Linked DNA regions of Homo sapiens: all the other regions are linked to region 3. The links are chromatin loops, found by intact Hi-C in ENCODE. Cell type or tissue: PC-3. All regions are shown on one strand.

Region 1 (8,000 bases), 110 kb after region 3:
TACTCTACCTCTCTGCTCAAAAAATCCCAAATAGTAACCTCATTATATGTTATTATGATGATTTATAGGAATGATTTATAATGTGGATTACTCTTTTTCAAAAGGATCTGGAGGGACGGCTTTTTTTGTAGAAGTTTTTGAAAAGAGCCACTTAATAAATAATAAGCAATGTTTGTGTTTTTTGCAAGTGTAGCAGTGGGGTGCAAGGAGAAAAAGAAGAGGACCATTAGAAGATGGGGATGGCTGTTTGTGTGAAGTTCTCATCTCTTGTGTTTTCAAGTCCTGAACGACAGGGATTATGTCTGATGCATGTTTGGTTTCCTTGTGCAATGCTTTGAAGTGTCTCCCTTCCAGGAACACACAATTCAAGAGAAAAGTAAGATAAGTACACAAACAACTATAGTTCTAAACAAATGAGCAATTGCGTTATTTGAAACGTTTTAGAGGCTATTTTAGAAAGAAACGCAGCTGTAGTATTGTCAAGTACACAGAGTAAATTGAATTCACTGCCAAGTATTATTAAATTTTAGTTACTGATGATGGCACAAGTTTTTGTTGAAATGTTAGACTTGTTTTGACCTTCAAATTGTGTTAAAAAGTTTTAACCAGTTTAAATTTGGGTGTATCAACATTTTAGTTTTCTGATAATTAGTTGGTTTGGGGCACACCGCACAGGAAAAGGAAGAACAGAGAGGTTTTACTCAGAATCAGACCACTGTGGTTGTTTTTCTCCCAGGGTGATACGTCTTTAGGGGCATAAAAGGGTTAAGGGAAAAATCGTAAAAGCACCACAGTGCTTACAGTCCCTGAGTTGCTTCACTGAATATAAAACCAAGAAATCTCCTGTTAGCCAATCATTAATCTAGGTGTTGACAGCCCATTCAGTTTACTGACATTTATATAAAGCCCAGAGAGCTGAAGAAAATCAAATCAGGTTTTAAAGCACTGGAAAGAATGACATAGTTAAAATATAAATGTCTTTCTTAAAAGTTGATCATTACTGGAGGGGAAAATATCACATCCCTGAGAGATGAAATGTTTCAGGTCAGTAATTGTACTCTGTGGGTTGTACCTATCTGGAGCTGCATAGAAATGTACTGATGTGGCCCTGAGCATCTCATGGGCCCTCCAGGGCGGAGGATGATGTCCTCCTGGGCCAGACGGCATCAGAGGAGAAAATCCACCCTGGGGGAAGATAAATGTTTTGTAATAAGTGTGAGCAATTGGCTGAAGGGAACAATTACTTTTATCTTTGCTACTGAGCCTCTGGATTCTGCCAAGTATATTTATGCTCCTTGGCAAAGACTGGATTTTAATTTCTTGGCAAAACACACACAGACATCTCTCTTACAATATCTAGTAAAAGATTCTACTTTGTAAACACTCATTCTACAGGGTTTAGAAGCTAGTGTGGGGGATTAGATCACATGTGCCTCCTTAAATCTTCAGAGAGGAAAGAATTCTTCAGGAAGGGAAAACTTCAAGGCAGTTAAGCAGAGGAGGTCTGCCTGGTGAGTTATTTAGTCTGGCTCCTCTCCTTTTAAGTGCTCTCACTGATTCTGAGAGACAGGTTGAGTTCTTGATGCCGTTTAAAAAACGTAGCCATACCCTCCAGCTCACCCTTCGGCTCCTCATGAATTCTGTGCCATCTTGGGCTTATCTTTGTTTCTAGCTGGTGTGAATGTGACGATGTAATTTCAGCACTATGAAGTCACTGAGAACACTGGAGCTAGCGGTTACTGAGGTTATTAAGTGTCACTCAGGGCAGAATTCCCTATTAAATTGAGCCAAGGATACAGGCATAAGTGAGCTCCTGGCACAGGGCACTAAACAAAACTGACAGAAAGAAAACTTTGGGTTGCTGAAACCAATGGCCTTCTCTTGTGAGCAAATGCTCTGACATGGAAAAATGCTTTGCCTAGTGAGACAGATTGCCTCCTGCCTGTGGCCATGCTACTTAGGAGGAGCCGTATGATGCGATCCTAAGGTCCGTGATCAGTGATTCTGAACAGCAACTGTTTTGTTCAAAGGTTTGTGATCTGGGACCCCAAACAGCAACTGTTTTGTTCAAAGGGAGAGGTGTTATGTAGCAAAATCATCAAGTTGATTTTTTTCCTAAGTGCTATGCATCTAGTGCATGGTAACATGTGGCCTACCTACTCTCAGCTCCTGAGATTACAGACAGGCTCCTGAGGCAAATAGCCCTTAATTAAGGTTCTGGTACTATTAACAAGGATTTAAATGTTCATAGTTTAAGCCCCCTTTTTATAATGAACAAAATGATTCTTTACACCCAGCCATACTAATTCTACAACTTCTAATCCTGAGCAAGGATGGCGAATTTGTGACACATATGAGATAGCTCTCCTTGTTTGGTGCCCTGGCAGACATTCATTCACTCATCATGACATTCCAATAAGTCTTCAGAATTCATGTCAACAGAGCGCTCAGGCAGCTGTTGCCCAAAAGGCTTCTTACAGGAGTATAAGAGTGTGTCATGGCATCCAAGAGCAGAAATGCAGGAATGGCTTGCTACTGGAACTTTTCATTTTATTGGAACCTGTCATCACTGTTCCTCCTTGAGCTTTTAGGGTAGGCAAATAATGACCCCCCGTCCCCCACCACACATAAGGTGTCCTAATTCCTGGAACTTGTAAAATGCTACTTTATATAGCAAAAGGAACCTTGCAATTAAATTAAATATCTTGAGATGGAGAATTTATTTTGGATTATCCAGGTGAGCTCAGTGTAATCACAAGAGTCCTTAGAAGCGGGTAAGAAGGTCAGAGTCAGAGAAGATGTGACCAATGGAAGCAGAGTGGAGTGATGTAGCCATAAGCCAAGGAATTCAGGCAGCCTCAGATGGAAAAAGCAAGGAAATAGAATTTCTCCTATCGCCTCTGAAAGAATGCAAACGGCCAGCCAATTTTAGACTTCTGACTTCCAGCACTGTAAGATCACACATCTGTATGTCTTAAGCCATTAAGTTTGTGGTAATTTGTTACAGCAGCAACAGGAGATTATACAGCACTCATCTCCTTTGTTTCTCTTTACTGAATGGCTTTTTCTGCCCTTTAGTTCACAGAGCAAAACATGGCCTCCCCAGAATGCCCAAGCTTACACATGGCAGGGACTGTCACACACGTAGATTCTGACTCAGCTTTCTCGTCTCCATTTCCAAATACCAAAAAGAGAATGTGCCCAGGACAGCTTGGGTCAGGGGTTTTCCCCTTGGTTGGCCAGCCAAACCCAAGGTGCAAGGCCATACCACATCATGTTTCTTGTTTTGTGTGTGTGTGTGTGTGTGTGTGTGTGTACCCATAAATATTAATATCTTGGTTCTTGTCCTTCAGTATAAAGAATTGCTTTCTAGAGATTTATAGCTAATTGTCCATGTGCTGTTTACATTACTGTTCTTAGTGTGAGATTATATATTTTTCCAAAATCACAATGACCACACTTATTTCTTCATGTGCAAAAACACAGTTTTCTTGATTGGGGAGTTATTAGAATCCTAATATTTTACTTCCATTTTTTTTGTTTGTTTTTCTCATGCCATCTTTTAAGAGCAAAAGATAGGGCATGCATCTTGATTCTTGATTAGATAATGCAGTCCATAATCCATGTAATTATCTGGCGTTGGCACTATTCACAACAGCTGCTAACTAGATACGACCTGTATGCCAAATAAATAGGATAAATTTCCTGCCCACAAGGTTATATTCTAACAAAGGAGGCTGTGTTCTAGAAAATTTTGAATAATGAGATTTGGGAAAGGATTATACATTTTATCGTGTACTCTGCTTAAAAAATAAGTATGCTCTTCTTATGTCAGAACATGCTGTGAAAATAACAGTCACTAATCTTACCAAACAGAAATTCCATCTTAATGCCATATTTACTGACATACAATATTTACAAATTTGCAGTGATTCTTAGGAAAAGAATTCCCTGCTTTATCTCCTGTGATATGGTTCAAAAAACCCAAGAATACTAAGTTAGGCTTCTGCAAGTTAGCCCTGCATTAGAAAGAAGTGTTTATTAGTTAAAAAAGTACCATGTAAATTAAGCATTCCTGTGTGCTGAGCAAGCAGGCAACGTGGACTCATACTTAGAGATCTGAACTGTGGAACCATGGAACTTCTTAGCCAACTTTGTCAGTAAGTTGTCATTTCCGTGTGGCTGTTTAAATGTTTAACACAGAATCTGCAGCCCAGAAAATCAACAGCAGATCATTTGTTAAATGAGTGAGTGGTGGTAACATTTTCCTTTTGGTATTCTTCAGAAAACATGAACTGGTGTCAGGCAAGAGCCTCAAAAGCAAATGGGCTAGGGATCACTTTTTCCCAGTTGTGATTAGAATAGCAAACGTAGTCTAAAAAACATTGATCCAACCTATAATATTATGGCTTATATTTTAGGTTTAAAATATACCTAAACCATTATTTAAGTTTAGGTTTATTTTAAACTTTATAATTTTATTTATTTAAATAAATAAATTTAAGCCAATAAGCACGTAACATGAACCCATGGACTATAAAAAATATTGGATGAATCAGAAGTGGGTAACAGTTTTTGTTCTGAATTTTGTTGCTTGGCAGCAACAGAAAGCAGCCTTAGTCGATTGCAGCGCGCACTGTCCTGAGCAAATGTCCAAGTCTCTGGGCCCTGCCCTATCCAGAGATCCCTGACTAGGGAGTGTCACCAAAGTTGTCATTATGAGGTCTCTTCAAATAAACCCAACTTGGCAACTTTCAATGCAGGAAATATCTGCCATTCTCTCTCTTTTTCTCTCTCTCACACATAAACGTTTAGTCAATTTCCTCACCGTAGCAAAATTTACACATTTATATACTTCATCTTTGCAGACTTGTGTCTTATTTCTCCACATTAATAGACTATTAGTTTTTTAATTCTAAAAAATTTCAGACTCACAGAAAGCATGGAAAGTATACAATAAAGGCATAGGTGCCCGCTATTCAGAATTAACAAATATCAACAATGTGTTTTATTTGCTTCAGTTTTTTTTTCTTTCTTTTTTTTTTTCTTAAAATAGATGGGGTCTTGCTCTGTCACCCAGGCTAGAGTGCAGTGACGTGATCACAGCTCACTGCAGCCTCAGCCTCCTGGGCTCAAGTGATCCTCCCACCTTGGCCTCCCAAAGTGCTGGGATTCCAGATGTTTGTTTGTTTGTTTGTTTTACTTTGTTTTTAATAAATGAAAATAAGGGACAACTCCTCTTCTGTGCCACCCTTACTCTATTCCTGTCCCTCCGTCCCCAGAGACAGCTGTCATCAGGAAGTTACTGGGTATCTGTCCTTCTGAGTTTTTGTACCTTTACTACAGATGTCTGTATTCATAAAAATATTTGCTTCAGTTTATGTGTTTTTAAACTTTACACAAATGTCTGTTTATTCTATAAGTGAGCTGAAACTTAACTTTTTAAACTCAACATTGTTTTTGAGTGTATATGTAATGTATATGTAGCACATTTTATTTATGCATTCATCAGTTAATGAACATTTGGGTTGTTTCCACCTTTCTTATCCATAAGAAAATATTTAGATCTAGTTTACCCATTCATTTTTAACTGATGTGTGATTCTTGTCTAATAGGGTGCAAAATATGTTTTCATTTGCATTTTCTTAATTACTAATGAGGTTGAACACATTCTCATATTTGTTTTTTCTTGGACATTTAGGTTCTTTCTTCTATAAATTGTCTGATCTTATCCTTGGCTCGTTTTTTCATTGTGTTGTTTGTATTTTCTTAGAGAGCTATAGACGTTCACTTTATAATCTTGTATGCTTTTTTGGCTACATGGGTGGCAGTGGTCTTTAAGAAGTTGTGGTTTATCTTTTTTACATCATTTATGGTGTCTTTTAATGTGTAGGAGTATTACATTTTGACGTATGCAGTTTATCACCTGTGCTTTTTTATTGTGTTAAAATATGTATAGCATAAAATTTACCATTGGTGATATTTAGCGGTGCAACCATCATCACTCAAACTTCTCATCACTCAAAAAGGGAACCCATATCCATTAAGCAGTTACTCCCCATTTTCCTCCCACCTCTGATCCTGGAAGCCACTAAGCTGTTAGCGCTATAAATTTGCTGACTCATGATATTTCGTATAAATGGATCCATACACTATATGGTCATTTTTGCCTGGCTTCTTTCGTTTAGTATAATGTTTTCAAGGTTCATCCATATTGTAGTGTGTATCAGTACTTCATTCCTTTTTATGGCTGAATAATATTGAGGTGTATGTGTATGTATATAATATGCATAATATGTATATATAGATAATATTTACACATAATATATTATGCATATATGTAATATATATGTAGCACATTTTATTTATCCGTTCATCAGTTAATGAACATTTCAGTTGTTTCCACCTTTCATAGTAGTCTGATAAACGTTGGTTAAAAAGTATCTGTTTGAGTCCCTGTTCAATTCTGGGGGGTATGGAATTGCTGGGTCATGTGGTAATTCTGTGTTTAGTTTTTAGAGAAACACCCAAAATGTCTTCTATAGCAGCTACACTATTTTGCATTTCTATCAGCAATTTATGAAAGTTCCAATATCTCCACAACTTTGCCAACACTAATTTTCCATTTAAAAAAGTGTTAACACAATTGCAGTGAATGTGAAGTGGTATCTCATTATGGTTTTGATTTACACTTCCCTAATGGCTTATGGTATTGATCATCTTCTCATGTACCTGTTAGCCATTTGTATATCTTCTTTAGGGAAACGTCTGTTCAAGTCCTTGCTATTTTTAAATGAGTTGTTCATTTTTCCATTGATGAGTTTTAAGTGCCCTTTATATATTCTGGATACTAGACCCTTATCAAATATATAATTTGCAAATATTTCTTCCATTCTATAGGTTGTCATTTTACTTTCTTGATAGTGTCCTCTCATGCACAAAAGTTTTTAATTTCTATGAAGTCCAACTTATCTATTTTTTCTTTTGGTGCTTGTACTTTTGATGTCGTATCTAAGAAACCACTGGCAAATCCAAGGTCATGAAGATTTACCCGTATTTTATTCCTAAGATTTTTTATGGTTTTAGCTCTTAGATTTAGGACTCTGATCTATTTTAATTTTTATATAACTGGACTTTCTTATAGATTTATAGACATTCTTTCTGTATTTTCAATATTAATGGTTTGGTTTTGGCTACATGGATGGCAAACATCTTTTAGAGTTTCTGGCTTGTCTTTTTATTTTATGCATGGTGTCTTTTATTGTGGAATAGTATTACATTTTTATGTATACAATTTATCATTTGTGCTTTGGGGGTCTTTATAGGAAATTTTTCTCTACTTAAGGTCATAAAATTATTTGCCAGTATTTTAATATTTTCCTCACCTTTATGTCTACACAATTTATCTGGAACTGATTTATATATACGATGAGTTAGGGAGCTAATTCTTTTTTCCTACATGGACAACTAATGGTCTCAACAGTGTTTATTGGCTTTCCCTCCTAATTTGTAAAACTACCTGTGTCATATACCAAGTTCCCATATATGATAGCCCTTTTCTGGGTTCTCGTTACTTATGCCTCTTCCAATACAACCTGATTTTAATTACGGGAGATTTATCATAAATCTTAGTATCTAGTATGGCAAGGACCCTCTCCTGGTTCTTCTTCAAAATTGTCTTCATGTGGCAGACAGAGTAATGACCCTCTTTCAAAGAGGTCCCATCCTAATCCCTAGAACCTTTCTTTTTTGCATGGCAAAAAGGACTTTTCAGATATAATTAAGTTAAAGATCTTGAGATAGAGAAATAATCCTGGATTATCCAGGCAGACCCAATGTAATCAGAAGGGTCTTTATGAGAAAAAGGGAGAAGTGTCAGAATCAGAGAAGAAGATATGATGATGGAATCAGAGGTCAGAGTGACGTGGCCATCAGCCAAGGAATGCAAGCAGCCTCTAAAAGCTGGAAAAGACTCCAGCTTTGTTCTTTTTGCTTAGGAT
Region 2 (8,000 bases), 130 kb after region 3:
TCTCAGCACTTTGGGAGGCCGAGGCAGGTGGATCACGAGGTCAGGAGATTGAGACCATCCTGGCTAACACGGTGAAACCCCGTCTCTACTAAAAAGCAAAAAATTAGCCGAGTGTGGCGGCGGGTGCCTGTAGTCCCAGCTACTCGGGAGGCTGAGGCAGGAGAATGGCGTGAACCCGGGAGGCAGAGCTTGCAGTGAGCTGAGATCGGGCCACTGCACTCCAGCCTGGGCGACAGAGCGAGACTGTGGCTCAAAAAACAAAACAAAACAAACAAACACAAAAAACACACACAGAAGAAATTTGTAGAAGACAGGAATCTGACTCTTCACCTTCCTTAGTTTTCCAGACTGGCATGTCATGGAAAGATGTGAACATCTGAAAGTGTTTCCTCTTGGAGTGGGTGTCCAGCTCCCTCATCACCATAATAGGTAGTCAAGAGAATAAAGTCTCTAGTTTACAATTAGGCTTGCTCTTCTTTTATCGGAACGCCTACTCACACCAGAAAAATTTATTTTTACAGGTCAGAGAGTAGTACACCACAACATGCAGCCCACAGTGTTTTGGTTATCATACCTTTCATCCTGCGGGGAACATGAGGACATTTATTTTTAAAAACATAAAAAGTTAACATTGGGTTTTCAAAACTCTAGGGCTTTTTGGCTTGTTCTCTGAACACTTCACAATGTGGACACACTGAGAAGCTCTGTAAGAGCTGAAAAAGTCTCCACTATGTCTTCAAAGGTTTGCTTGTGCTGCTGTTGAATTGTTAAACATTTTATTTATCATGATCTATCAGGCACACTCTTAGGACTGAGATGAGTATTGCCAATTAACTCTAGTAAAAATGTTGTTTGATAACTAAAAGCAGTGAGTTCCACTTCAAGAGAACTGTTCTCTGGGGTAGGGCACTGGCATCTAGTTGCACATAATCTCAGGGGCAAAATTATTAACCCAAAAGACCAGGTTCAACTGACAAGCCCAAAGCTCCCTATCCCTAGTGTACACAGCCAATCCAAAAGCAAGAGATAAGAGACAAGAGAGAAATGATGGCTGTGTGGTTTCAGGGCGGCAAGATCAGCACCATAATCATAAGGGTATCTTATGAGGATGTCCCTAGTGACCAACTCACTTCACCCCTGCACACCCAGTTTTCCTCTATGTAAACTGGAATGCTGTTGCTTCTTCCATCTGTTGGAGGTTTTAAAGACAGGACCTGGTTTCTAGATAGCTTTGTAATCCCAGGTTGCATTAATAGAAACATAATATCCAGATTAAGCCAGGAACTGATCTATCAGCATTCAGTATTGGTAAGACTGGTTTAGAATTACTGGTGTTTGGTTCTGGCCCACTGTTTTTAGATGGGCACTGATAACTTGGATAAGATCTGGAGGAGGGCACCAAAATGGTGAGGTGTCATATGCCCTGTTGTCTTTCTGTCTCTCTTGTTCCTTTTTTTTTTTTTTTTCTGAGACGGAGTCTCGCTCTGTCACCCAGGCTGGAGTGCAGTGGCGTGATCTCGGCTCACCGCAAGCTCCGCCTCCCAGGTTCACGCCATTCTCCTTCCTCAGCCTCCCGAGTAGCTGGGACTACAGGCGCCCACCACCACACCCGGCTAATTTTTTGTATTTTTAGTAGAGACGGGGTTTCACTGTGTTAGCCAGGATGGTCTCGATCTCCTGGCCTCGTGATCCACCCGCCTCGGCCTCCCAAAGTGCTGGGATTACAGGCGTGAGCCACCGCGCCCGGCCTCCTCTCTCTTTTATACTTACTCATTCCTCTACATTCTCCCATGTGTACCAATCTTCATTGCATTCTATGAAACGCAAATTTGTCCCATTTGTGTATTATCATTTTTCTTGACAGTTACTCAGAGTTAATTAATATATAGCATCACCCCTAGCACCCACCACCGCCATTGAGAATCAGAAATAAGAGCCAGATGTGTGTAAAGAGGTCAGAGGGGCCACTAAATGGGTATCTAAGATGATACTAATCCCTAACCTTATTAGGATTTATCATGTGCCGTGAAATACATGGATCACAGAATTAAACCACTAAAATTGACCTTAAATAATACATACATTTCATAAGAAATAAAAATATATCATTCAAGAGAATATACTTAATTTCTTTTTGTATAGTAACACAAAAGCTGCCAGGAAAAAAAAAGTAATTTTCTGAAATAAGTAATGCCTAATACATGGCCTTGGCCCATGTATAAATTAAAATGTAGCTTTTGTGAATTGCTAAAATAATACTTCTTTCCATAGTGTGTATTTTAGGTCATCAAAACGACTTGTAAATTTAAAAATCAATTATAGTGCTGTTAGGTGATTGAGAGGAAAGCCAGTGGAGTGAGTGTTTGATGAAGGCAGAAGAGAGGCATCAAATATTCAGGTTGTAACAGAGCAAGTAAGAGCAGGCATTGCAAGTCGACATGAATGAAATACTCATTTATAGAGAGGAATGCATCTCTCTCTATAACTGTCTCAAGTAGTGGCTCTTCCCAAGTTCCAAAAACCATTAGATTTGGCTTAAGCTAAGTGAAATAAACAAAACTCTGCCTAAGTGAGAGCTAATTGTCTCCCCTTGCCTTTCAAAGTCATCAAATTCTAAAGTGGAATGTGTTGTTATTTCTTGGTTCAGATCAGAGCTGACCTGCCATTAGCATTAGGACAATCCCTCTCTCAAAGTGCACTGATGCTGAGGAGACAGAGATGCCAAAGTGTAACTGAGTTACATGAGCGTGTAGTGATGTGAATCAGTTTTGCCCTCCCTCCTCAGGGTTCGAGACCTCTGCAAGCATCATGATTTGGAGTTGGAGTGGTTTCTAGAGTTTCGGTCTTGCTCTGGGTTGTCATGGGTCCAACCCACTTTGTGATGCAGGTCTTCTAGAGTCATCTTATACCTTCTAAACAAACTCAGATCCCGATCAGATTTTTGGAGATTCAAGGCCACAATTTAGCACCAGAATTTTTCAGTTCTTTCTTGGAAAAGATGACCAGGGCCACACTGAACCATTTAGGAACAATTCAGCTCAGAGCAGAGAGCTTGGTCCATCTCATATCGAAACACCTAAACTTAGGGCTGGCATGCTGCAGGGAATCCCGACTATGGTTTCTTTCTCCCTTTTCATTCTGACTACTAGGGGCAAAGAATAAAGTCTAGATCTTCTTTTATCACAATTCAGTCTTTAATATATCAGGCTAAGTAAATTCTGTTCTTTTATTTAACTTGATGATGAAACAGTAACTTAAACAGGTATGTCTGATGTGACAGGATTTTTAGAAAGGGAATATTTACATATCTAATTTTAGTAATTTTTTTCTAAGCTACCTTTAAATTGCCATTAATAGGAGGTAATGACTATTACAGAGTATTTTTACTTTCAACTCCTTCTACATATATATTGGTATAAATGAAATACCAGGATTTAGTCGTTCAGCACAGTACATGGAACAGGAGTACATGAGGAAACAGAGTTCTAGAAATATACCAGTGCTTAAATAAGTGGCTTAAATTCTTATACTTTGGGCTCCAGAGCAAATCATTTTGTTCCTGCTAGTGATATTATGTCCAATTTTGTGTTTTTGTTTTCAGTTCTCAGGCATTATTCTGGGATTTTAGGGGGGCAGTAAGGTGGGGTGAAAAATTGTAGTTGACATTTTCATCTGGAGAAAAACAAGTCATCTGATAAAAGTAATTAATCTTCTAGTTCAAAGCAACTTCAGAATTTTATGTTTAGGAATTACCCATGGGCCTAATTAGTCCCATTTAGAATAATTTCTTAACTTTAGAATGCCTGGTGGACAGGGAAGATTTATTTACATGTCTAGATTTTAGTTAAGTTAAATTTTGCCTGGCTTGTTTAAATTTGTAGAAAAGCAAACCACTTATTTATTCTTCTTAAGAGCTGATTTGACGTAGATTGTTTGTATCAAAATACACTGATGCCTAGATTGGTTTGAAATCATTCTAAGTGATCAGCTAGTTTGATAACTGCTTAAAGGAAATAGCTTTGGATAAACAACTCAATGAGACTTTGGAGAAAACAAGCATCTCTTTTTTTTTTTTAAGGAGTGGCTATCCAATAATATCACTATGAAAAAAATAAGATGATTCTACTATTTTAAAGATCATACTGGAAGGGTAAAAACTGGAGGAAAAAAATATCTTCTAATACCAAGTATTATAATGAATATTTTAAACTCTAATTTGCAACCTCACTTTAAAACCTGGCAACCACACTTTACGAATCTGCCAAATTAAATATAATTTTTCCACTTTGAACTCATTTAAAAGATACTATGTTTATATTAATCACAAAATGTTATTTGAGGGAGTTCATAAAATACTACTCCATTTTCAAATTTTTGTTTTATAGTTTATTTTTGTAACATTTCAGATGAGTTTACACAGTAACTATGATTAAACAGTGCAAATTCACTGAAATATTTTGATGCTGAGTTTACATTTACATGCCAAACATTTAGAAATATATTAAGATATGACTCACTGCTACATGGTTTCCCATATAAGATGAGTCAAACCATGTTCCCTAAATAAAATATAGACAGATGAATTTTGGTACAACACAGTCATCTTATAAAATCTATTTTACTCATGGCCCCAATATCAACTTTAAAAGGGTTCCAGTATATCTGAAGAATGAACCAGATTTTTCAGTTTTTAAGCCTAATATTTGGCTTCATACATGGCCACGTACATCCTCCCCCAGAAATAGGATAAATAAAGAGTATTAATGAGAATTAACTGCCTTGAGACATTTCTATTATTTCTTGTTGAGAGAACCATTCCTAAAGTCTTCTTGATCACTATTAGCATATGGACATTATAAAATAAATAACCTGACAACTTGACCTGCAGTTCCTGGAGGATGAGTAAACAAAACTGATGTTAACCCACTGAGTCCACTCTTGTAAGAGTAATACTGTAGTGATGAGAGTACTCCCACATACACAAACATCACAGTAAAAGGTGCCTATGATTTTCAACTTCATTGTTCAAATAAAGGGTTCGCTAAGTGATCACAAGACAGCAGGCTTGGTTGCTTCCACATATTGACTTCCTAGAGATTACATATGAAGTTTAATCTGGTCTGGCTGTACACTATATGTGTATAACGGTAGTAGCAAGATTAAAATAGAAAGTACAGTCACTGTTTGGGGTTTCAAACAAATTACAAAACCACATACTTTGTCATTCAACAGGAAAGCTTAAATCAATAGGCAGCTGGATCTTCAATGCAGCCGATTGTTCCTCCAAAGGCCAAGTACCATGCTCACTGAGGGTAGGTTTTGTAGCTCCTTCTGACACTTTACATGAAGTGCCTTGTCAGCACATCTGTAGCCTTGACCACAGCTTAAATGTTTGTATACTCCTTTTTATTAGGGCAGCTTCATTTTGTTTACACACTGTTTTCATTTCTCCAAGGAACAATTTCAAAATGATCTTCCAGATGCTATATAACTAAGAACTTTTAAACTACTGACCTCAAAGGTCAGCCTGTTTACTGGCATCTGACTGTGTAGAACAGGAAGTTTGTGTTGCATCTTGTGTTCTTAATGAAATCCGACAACAGAGGACTGAACGCATTAGTCTCAGAACAGGAGGCCTAAGGATGGCAAAGACCCAAGGGTCAATTATTGAATTAATTGATAAAAACCTAAGAGCTTGGAGGTCCCATTTTTCCTTTCGGGAAGAGGTTTCATTCATATATGCAAAAATCTGTAAGAAGCAAAGGGGAAAAATGATGTTAGTTTTACATCGTAGCAGTAGACAGGCTTAGACCCTATGTTATGTCTTGAGATTTAAAAGCAAAACCATGTTTTGTCTGTGGTAGTGGTGGGGAACGAAAGGTGGGGGTTGGGAATCTTACCTTTCTTCCTTATGTAAACTGTAACATAATGAATGTATTTTTTCCCCTTGAACTCAATGAAAGCATGTTTTCTGTGGAATGCAATTAACATTAACACCATGCACAATGTCTTGGTGTCATTGGGAGTGGAGAGAAATAAACTTTTCTTGTCATCTAGAATAGAATCTTTTAACAATATAAATAATAATGATAATATTAGTAGCTCCAGTGTATCAATAACCTAATATATGTGTCATGAATTGTTCTGGGTACTAACCCCGCTTTATCTCTACTCCTTATAGAAACTCTGAAACTTAGAGATTGTCTCTTTTTAACAGATAGGGAAGTGAACTTCAGGAAAACTAATAACATGTTACATTTACTTCCAAATACTAAATCTAATGATCACAATTCAGCGAGACAGGGTCTGCAATGGAACACCCTGAGTGGGAGTATGAGTTCTGGCCATTGGACTGGGTTTGAATCCTACCTCTGTATATAGTTTGAGATCAATGGCAAGATATTAATAATGAACCTTTGTGCCTCAGTTTTGACATCTTTAAAATGGGTGATAATAATAACATACCCACTTCATAGAGTTGCTGAAAGGATGATAGGAAGTGATATGTGTAAGCTACTTAGATCAGTGCTCACATCCTAAGTGCTCCACAGTGTTCATTGTTATTATATCCATTTTACAAATGCAGACACTGGGGTATAGAAAATTAGATAATTTGCTCAAGTACCCAGAGCTGGTTAGTGGCCAAATCAGGATGCAAATTCCAACTCTCCTGATGCCAGTGCAGTGCTCACTGTGTGCTACGTGCAGGCCTGTATTAGAGCAAAGGCCTCAGAACAATGTCCTGAACACTGGAAAGCTGACACATCTTTACATATGGACCAAACTGCTCTACCAGCCCTCAAACGATTTCTTAGTTATTTAGGGAGCAACATAAATGTTTGGGCAGGTTGGAAGGAATGGAATAATGCATCTTGATAAAGATCACACTTCTACAAAATTCACAGAAAAGAGGAAAACAAAGGTAGATCACACCTAGTCATTTAAAACCAGTGCTTTATAAGGCTCCAGGGTCTTTCTTACCAATGGCTTTAGACACCTAGCCCCTCTTTTCTTCACTCGCCTTCTGCAGAAGAAGGAGCAGCTTGTTTCCCTTCTCTGAGTACTTACTCTGCAGGCATCTGGCAACTGGATATACAAAGCAAATTGCAGAGAGCGCAAAGGGTAGTCATCTTCAGTTTGCTTATGTTGGGACAAGAGCAGGAAGGTTTGGCAGCCATAGGTGTTTATGCCGGAGAATCTTGGCATAGGGAATGGAGAAAAGATTTGGCAGATGAGTAAGGAAAAAGAAGAATTGATGGTGGGTTTCCCAGAGAGTAGAGGAAAGCTAGGTGAGGAGGTGCAATGGAGCAATAGCTTTCTTGTCAGTTAAACTATTTTGGATGAAAACTACACAGGCTGGTGTGTTAAAAGAGTGATTTGGAGGTAAGAAATTCAGGATAATGATGCACATAGGTCTACAGATTAAAACACATATTAGTGATTACATATGCACACACACGTGTGCACATGATGCATAACTGAGCACTCCTGTAGAAAGGGCCTGCAGCTGAGTTGATGATCTAGTTTAACCAGAGAACATATTCACACTGAATTGGCCAGCCAAGAAGTGCAGAAAAGGCATAGCCTCTGGTGTTGCAGCTTCACACATTAAGATGAGTCAGGTTTTCAGGGGAGAATAACCCACATCAGAGTTCCTGAATGTCTTTAGAGCGTGACAGAATAATGAGAAGTGAAAATTGGTTGTAGAGGATGAAGCAATTCTGTACTGTTTCCTTTCCTTTATCATCTACTATGCTGGGTAATTTTGAGAATTGCTTAAAATTTGCACTTTGGAGGTGACCAATATTTTGTAGAAGACGGCTTTTTTTTTGAGATGGAGTCTCACTCTGTCGCCCAGGATAGAGTGCAGTGGCGTGATCTCCACTCACTGCAACCTCTGCCTCCTGCGTTCAAGTGATTCTCCTGCTGCAGCCTCCTGAGTAGCTGGGATTACAGGCACCCGCCACCACGCCTGGCTAATTTTTGTATTTTTAGTAGAG
Region 3 (8,000 bases):
AAAATGCTACACTTTAGAAGTACATTTAAAAATGAGGACTCTCTAATTAGGCTTATTCAGGGATGCCTATTGGTGTGCAGAAGCTTCTGAAAAGATTTCAGTATTTTTATTGCCTGTTTTAAAAGACCCTTTATAACAGGTAGCCAGGGCCAGGAACAGTGGCTTATATTTCCACATGCCTATAATCCCAGCATTTTGGGAGGCCGAGGCAGGCAGATCACTTGAGGTCAGGAGTTTTTAACACCAGCCAGGCTGGGCAACATGGTGAAACCCTGTCTCTACTAAAAATACAAAAATTAGCCAGGCATGGTGGCATGTGCCTGTAATTCCAGCTATTTGGGAGGCTGAGGCATAAGAATTGCTTCAACCCAGGAGGCGGAGATTGCAATGAGCCAAGATTGTGCCACTGCACTCAGTCTGGATGATGGAGTGAGAGTCTGTCTAATCCCAGCTACTCAGGAAGCTGAGGTGGGGGGAATGTTTGAGGCTAAGAGTTCAAGACCAGCCTAGGCTACACAGGAAGACTGTGTCTCTAAAAAAAAATATAAACAAAAATATAAAGAACTTGCTGACTATAGGTTTAAAAAAATAAAAGAGAAACCATTTAAAAGCCAGCAAATGAAAATTTTGTATAAAAGCCATAAAATCTGCTTCTGTCTGGATGTCTCTATGTCTATATGTGTTATGTATGTGTGATATTTGGTAAATCTAGTTTCAAAGTTGTTAACAAAGTAAAATAAAAATGGCTTCAAGAGTGTAACTTAAATATAATTCAGATATTTTTGCCTGGATCTACTGGTCAGACAGGTTTATGCTGTCTTTACATGTTTTAAGGTCATAAAACTGCTAATTTTCTATAATATTTTTGGCACTTGCTTGATTTGTCTGTGGGCTAAAGCTGGCTGTTGAGCTTCCCTAGAGCTTTGCACACATCTTACTATAAGCTGGTCTTTGGTTTTGAGCTTCAAGATTCTGGGGTCTGGACAGGTGGCCATGGTAAGGCCTGGAGGCATGTCGTCAATGCTTAGGCCACCTGCTGCAGGGCCCCTTGTTCCTCCTTGCTTGGCCCAGATTTGCCTCATGGCCATGCTGGGAGTGGTCAGATCCACCAGACATCCTCTTCACAGCTCTGTCTTCTGTCCTGACATCTGGTATGTAAATTTAGGACCCAAAAGAGCCCTGCCTTTTATAGGCATCAGGTGCCACATGGGTACTCAGGACTAAGGACAACTGAGAAAGACATTAAGGAGGGTACCTGTGTCATAATTTATTTTCCAATAATTAAAAATCTTTAAGTCATGTTAAATAATAATAAAATGTCTGAGTCATTCCTAAATAAGTTAAAATACTAAAATTAATTATCAAACATATGTTTGTTTATGTACTTTGACATCTTATTTTTACATGATATAAAAAAGCTAAATATATTTAGATTTGTTAATAAAATTAAAATATCTAAAAATTATAAATGATTTTCATCTACAAATATTGATATAAAACAGTTCAAAATTAATTTCTAGGTTTTTACTAGAAATTTGGGTTACTAAGAGTCAAAATTATAGCTAACATAATATAATTAAAACTACTAAATGTAAGAGAATTCTAAATAAAGAGTCTATTAAAAAAGCAAGATATATTTTTGGTGAGGAAAGTTATAAAGGCATAAAAATGTGAGAAAAAAAGAAGTTATTTAAAGATTGTTTCAAATTAAAAGAACTAAAAGATATAGATAAAACTAAATAAATTGTAGAAAGTTAGAAAACTTCAAAATTGTTATGAGATTACAAAGTTTATTTTAAAATCTTGTGTGATTAAAAGCTGACTGAAATGAGATTTGTATATAAGTTTTTATTAAAATCAGCTTTAGAATTGATAATACACTAATAAAAGAATACAAATTTAGTTTTCTCTTTTGCACATAAATTTCATGTAATACTAATAAGACACAATAAAACACTTTCATTCACGTTTTGAATAAACTCTCAAAAAAGGGAGAAAGAAGAGACATATTCTATAGACATATTCTGAGTCCTTTTTTAATCAACAAATAAAGGTCTTTGCTTTTTAAAACCTCTTAATTATCACTTTGGCTAAATAAATGATTTATTTTACAGTGACCTGTGATCTATTTTGATAAGTGTTTTAAACTTTTGACATATTTAATAGGCTTCCCAAAATCAAGTTCAAAATTAAGTCTTTTTGACCTCAAAGTAACTTTCAAATGTTACAGAGGGCCCCTGCAACATCCAAAAGAGAGATAATGAACAGGTTAATTTATTATGGAAAATTACATGAAAAACATTGTCAGAAGATAATGTTCAACCTTCTTTGACTTTCATACGATTTTTGAAATACTTTTTTTCTAGTTCTGTGAAAAATATCATTGGTAGTTTGATAGGAATAGCATTGAATCTATAGATTGCTTTGGGCAGTATGGCCATTTTAATGATATTGTTTTTTCCCATTCATGAGCTTGGGATGTTTTTCTATTTGTTTGTGTTTTCTCTGATTTCTTTGAACAGTGTTTTATAATTCTCCTTGCAGAGATCTAATTTTTGCATTTTTAGTAGAGATGGGGTTTAGCCGTGTTACCCAGGCTGGTCTCAAACTCCTGAGCTCACGTTATCCTCCCACCTCGGCCTCCCAAAGTGCTGAGATTACAGGAGTGAGCCACTGTGCCCAGCCTGGATGCTCTTTTTTTCTTTCTCTTGCCTGATTTCTCCAGCTAGGACTTCCAAGACTGCATTGGGTAAGAGTGGTGAAAGAGGGTGTCCTTGTCTTGTGCCAGTTTTCAAGGGGATTACTTCCAACGTTTGCCCATTCAGTATGATGTTGACTGTGGGTTTGTCATAGATGGCTCTTATTGAGGTGTGTTTCTTCAGTACCTAGTATATTGAGAGTTTTTAACATGAAGGGGTATTTTATTGAAGGCCTTTTCTACATCTACTGAGATAATCATGTGATTTTTGTCTTTAGTTCTGTTTATGAGATAAATCACATTTATTGATTTGCATATGTTGAACTAACCTTGCATCCCAGGGATGAAGCCTACTTGATTGTGGTAGATTAGCTTTTTGATGTGCTACTGGATTTAGTTTGCATACTTTGTTGAGGATTTTCAATGTTGATCAGGAATACTGGCCTGAAATTTTCTTCTTTTGTTGTGTCTCTGCCAGGTTATGGTATCAGGATGATGCTGGCTTCATAGAATGAGCTGGGGAGGAGTCCCGCCTCCTTAATTTTTGGGAATAGTTTCAATAGGAATGGTATCAGCTCTTCTTTGTATGTCTGGTAGAATTTGGCTGTGAATCCATCAGGTCCTGGGCTTTTTTTGGTTGGTAGGCTATTTATTACTGATTCAAGTTCAGAACTTGTTACTGGTCTGTTCAGGGAATCAATTTCTTCCTGGTTCAGTCTTGGTAGTGTGTATGTGTCCAGGAGTTTATCCATCTCTTTCAGGTTTTCTAGTTTGTATAATATAGGGGTTAGGAGTGCTTTTAGTTACTGGGGTTTTCTTGCTTCTCAGCTCTCCCTGCTGACAGAGCTAAAAAACAGATGTATGTATGTGTGTGTGTCTATAAAAATAATTATTCAATAAGATGTGATAGTAGAAAAAATAATATTGCTAAATAAATATGTTTATTTTATGCAATTAAAATATATTTATAGTAGCTGAAAAGCTTTTTGTGCATATTTTTATTCAGATAATTGAGTACTTTCTTGTATTTGAGGTTGCCATATATTTTGGCATATATACAGTTTTTACCAAGGAGGAGAATATGCCTGGTTTTGAATGTTCAGAGGAAAATATGTATTCTAGTTTAGTGGAAATGGATATGCATCTGAGATCTACAGTCATATATTTTCCCATCCTGTGAGTCACTTAGGATTTACAAACACATGGATTTACGAAGAGACTTTTTAAGAGACATATTCATAAGTAGAGAGTCTTTTGTATGAGGAAATTATATGGAAATAATGGTGTACTTTTCTATTGCTACTTACCTAAAATGAAAAGAAGCTGAAACAGATTCTGTTATGTCATTGCTTTAGATATAGTTTATCCATTGACTGGAATTTCACTCTGTTCACTCTTAGAAATGAAAGTACAGACACACAGTCCTTTCTAGTTTATAATCTCATGTGTCTTTTCTACTTTGATGTAGCATGGGCTAAAAAAATATTTTAATAAATTTTCTCTCTGTCTCTCGTCTCTCTTTTTATTTTTTTTGAGACAGAGTCTCGCTCTGTGGCCCAGGCTGGCATGATCTCAGCTCAGTGCAATCTCCTTCTCCCAAATTCAAGCGATTCTCATGCCTCAGCCTCCTGAGTAGCTGGGACTACAGGCACATGCCACCATGCCCAGCTAATTTTTGTATTTTAGTAGAGATGGGGTTTCACCATGTTGGCCAGGCTAATCTCAAACTCCTGTCCTCAAGTGATCCACCCACCTCGCCTCCCAAAGTGCTGGGATTACAGGCGTGAGCTACCGCACCTGGCCAGTTGTCTCATTAAATCTGTGATTGTAAATGAGCTCCCCATGCTGCCTACTGAGCTACTCTAGTAAGTTTGCTTTCCTACAGACAGTATTGCTCAATCTTAGGGAAAGTATGTACCCTTTTTAAAGAAAATAATCTTGTGGTTACCCAATGTTGACAATGTTGAATGCTTACATCATGAATGTAGTGCTGACTGCTGAGGTACAGATCTTTGGGTTCAGCATGCCTAGCCTAGTAGGTACTATGTGACTCATTCTTCCATGAGTGTTTTTCTGTTTGACTGCTGTGAATCTTTCATGTATGAATTGAATTATCATTTGGCCTTCACTTGGCAAGAATTTGACCTATAAGTCCACCTCTGTGCTTTTCTCATTAGTCTACAATGATTTAATTCAGACTTGCTTCTTGGTTATAGGATAGTCATTATTAACAAGATCCACAGTATGCTATTATTAATGAAAATGTATTCAGAAATTTGTAGAAATAGCTTGTATTTTGAATATGTGTATCCTAACAAATGAGAAAAGACAATACAAATTAATCAAAGTTCAAAACTAATGAAAACACATTAGAGAAAATGTAGGAATTGTTTTTTAAAAGACACAGAATCCCTTCTACTTGCACAACCCTAACACAGACACTGTTAGAGGGCTAGAATTTTCAGTCTGCTATTTTTTATGCATATAGATACTTTCAGATTTTATGGTTATAATGTGCATATCATTTCACATACCTACTTCTCTTTTCAGGCTACACATAAGACAGCTGTCTCCATTTACTCTGCCATAGGAGTAAATTAAAAGGCAAAAAGTATTTATTCAGTAATTATGATTAGAGTGCTATAAAGCTTATGAATTACATTTAGAGTACATTTGTTTTGGAAGCCATGTTGCATTATATCAATTGACATTTCTTTAGTAATCCCATGTCATAAAGAGAATACAGATTTATTTTGGAACCACTAAATTATATAAGACATCTGCACTTAAATATTTTTGTAATTAATTAATAATGAAATACTACCACCTATAAATCTCTTCATCAGTTGAATAGCATACATAATTATAAAGGTTTCAGATTTTTGTCTTCTCTATGTATTTATAGCAAAAGAAGATTTTAGTGAAGCAGGAAACTACCTAAAAGGATATGTTATCACTGGAATTTATTCTGAAGAAGATGTTTTGCTACTGTAAGTTTATTGCTCTTTTAATTTTAGGGAGGGAGAAATTATGCAAAATAATGTTATCTAATAATTGCTTATATTTACACAGCTGATGGAGGAAAATAAGGTAGCAATCTAAAGAAATTTTTTTTATTTCCTTCTAGGAAATAAAGTACCTGGGAAATACTTTAGATTCTTTAGCTATTCTTTTATTTTAGACCAAAGACCCCATGGGGCAGTCTTGGATTCGTACTTCACCATCCTCCTATAAAAATTTTCCTCTTTGGGTTCTATTACCTACAATGTGGTTCTTTGGAGTTATCATAGTTTGGGATAAATTTTTCTTTTTGAGCATCTGAGGTTTTATTTACCCCCTGGGTGGGTGAGTGGGTACGTGTGTGTATAAAAATCAGTGCTTTTTTAGCTTCTTAAATTACCTTATCTGTAGAAGGTGGGACTTCTATGGACTACCAAAATATTTTAGTTGCTATAGAATGAAGGACTGAACTGCAAATTTGGAGATTATTATTAATACATATCACATTCTCTATGGCCCATTTTCAGGTATAGGTGTACTTACTAAGCCCCAGTAGTTTGTCTTTCTTAGCTTCTGACTATAAATTCCTAATTGTGATTTCTAAGCTTAAATCTTTCATCTTGAACACTGGTGACATATGCTCTTGGTGATCAGGCTTTTGTTCTATTTGTGAAATCACTGATTTTCATAAAGTATATATTAAAGAAGGAAATATGAGGACTGTCCATCTGACAATGGGTAATCACCCATGATCTTCTACTCTGCTGTCATTGTGCGTCTAGCTGTGGTCCAAAGAGCTAGACCAGTAGTTTTCAGAGTGTGTTTTGTTTATAACCAACTGGTCAACTAAGAGGTTCCTTTAAGTGACCTGAAAACTGGCCTCTCAACTAATGCTTATGTTGTTATAATGTCTATACTTTGTTCTGGCATGAATTAAGTTATTATACATGACTACTTCACTAGTAATTTTACACAAAGCTTTCTTCTATTTAGATAATTTTCTTTTAGGTTTAGTTAGCGAAAGGGATTGTGGGAGGGTGGATTTGGGCTCTTGTTTCAGTGGAGAGAGTACAGACTATGTCAGGAACAGACTGTGTCAGGGACACCTCATTTGAAGTCTGTGTCTGCCATTTATCACTCTCTCAGTCCTATTTCTTAATCTGCAAAATGAGGTCATAATGGCCACTTTCATTCTGAAAGTTAAATAAAAACATAATTGAAATACCTAGTATAGTGCCTGGCAGATAGTAGGTTTCTCATAAATGCCCATTTTCTTACTCAGCATTGTGGTGAGCAAGTCCAGAAAGGTCGAGAACCATTCACTGTGTTCCAAATCTGATTTATTTTCTTGTTGAGTAAGTTGTATAGAAAAAAATATGGCTAGATTACTGCCTTGTTGCTTTTTAAAAATCTAGTTTGTTATAGATCATTACCTGTTTCTTTCTTTTAATGTAGGTTGTCATAGAAGATAAGTTTGCCTGGAAATGGAGTTCATTTTTTTCCTTAGCAGTAGGAATTCCCATTTGCTGCCTCACACTGTGACCTCCTAGCCTAGATTTTCATGTTTTTGACATGCTAGATTTTGATCGTGAATTTTAATACTGCCTTTCTCCATAGGTCAACCAAATATGCTGCAAGTCTTCCAGCCCTGCTGCTTGCCAGACACACAGAAGGCAAAATAGAGAGCATCCCACTAGCTAGCACACATGCACAAGACATAGTTCAAATAATAACAGATGCACTACTGGAAATGTTTGTGAGTATGTTTTATAATAAGGGTGATACTTGAAATAAAATCTAGATCAGTCAAAGGTAGTATATGTTCATACACATTTTTCCATTTTTTGCTGGTACAGGGCAGGGTGATTTGTGAGCTGAGGATTTACTGGATTGTTCTGTTTTATTGTTCAGTCATTATGCATACAGCATTTTGAGTCCACTGCTAAAAGTTTACATCTTGCTGAGACTAGTGTGGCCGAAGTTCAGTTCACGTGCTTAATCCAGGGTGAAACTTGTTATAAAGCATGTCCATTCTGGAAGGTCAGCCTGCCCAGCTTCAAATCATTGGTTGATTTCTTACTGACATAGGTTAACTTCTCTGTTCTTCGGTTTCTGCATGCATAAAATGTAGCTCATAGTAGCATCTGCTGCAGACAGTTATTGTGAGGACTGAATGAGACATGATTTGATAGTGCTTTGTGTATATTATTTAGTCCATGGTAAGCATCCAACAAATGTTAGTTACTATTCTTATTACTTATATGGGTTTTTTTGTTTTGTTTTTGAGATGGGTCTCACTCTG

What was found. Hi-C counts contacts between places; a loop is a spot of excess contacts. Peaks named below come from ENCODE experiments on the same cell type or tissue, not always from the same donor. Only the 100,000 strongest peaks of a DNase experiment are listed, where the experiment ranks them.
Region 1: a loop joins it to region 3, with 4 times the contacts of the local background. A loop is called at or near these places in 3 of 110 quality-filtered maps.
Region 2: it touches region 3 in a loop (6-fold over the local background); 7 of 110 quality-filtered maps call a loop at or near these places.

The regions. Positions count from the first base shown.
Region 1 is chr14:52,345,094-52,353,093 of GRCh38, reverse strand. No RefSeq gene overlaps it. Among named protein-coding and RNA genes, the nearest start is that of PTGER2, 35 kb to the right of the region's middle. In PC-3, no CTCF peak of the experiment used is centred here; DNase peaks (open chromatin) are centred at 4,143 and 4,583; H3K4me3 peaks cover 1,673 bases; H3K27ac peaks cover 3,646 bases.
Region 2 is chr14:52,324,970-52,332,969 of GRCh38, reverse strand. PTGER2 (prostaglandin E receptor 2) reads right to left here. Exons shown (of 2, transcript NM_000956.4): 2 at 4,372-5,749. The coding sequence ends at 5,516. Among named protein-coding and RNA genes, the nearest start is that of PTGER2, 15 kb to the right of the region's middle. RefSeq lists enhancers at 7,438-7,587, 7,728-7,777, 7,798-7,847. In PC-3, no CTCF peak of the experiment used is centred here; DNase peaks (open chromatin) are centred at 4,519 and 5,229; H3K4me3 peaks cover 775 bases; H3K27ac peaks cover 2,635 bases.
Region 3 is chr14:52,454,778-52,462,777 of GRCh38, reverse strand. It overlaps TXNDC16 (thioredoxin domain containing 16), which reads left to right. Exons shown (of 21, transcript NM_020784.3): 17 at 5,604-5,688; 18 at 7,316-7,454. Among named protein-coding and RNA genes, the nearest start is that of TXNDC16, 94 kb to the left of the region's middle. In PC-3, no CTCF peak of the experiment used is centred here; DNase peaks (open chromatin) are centred at 3,877, 4,687 and 6,917; H3K4me3 peaks cover 728 bases; H3K27ac peaks cover 2,936 bases.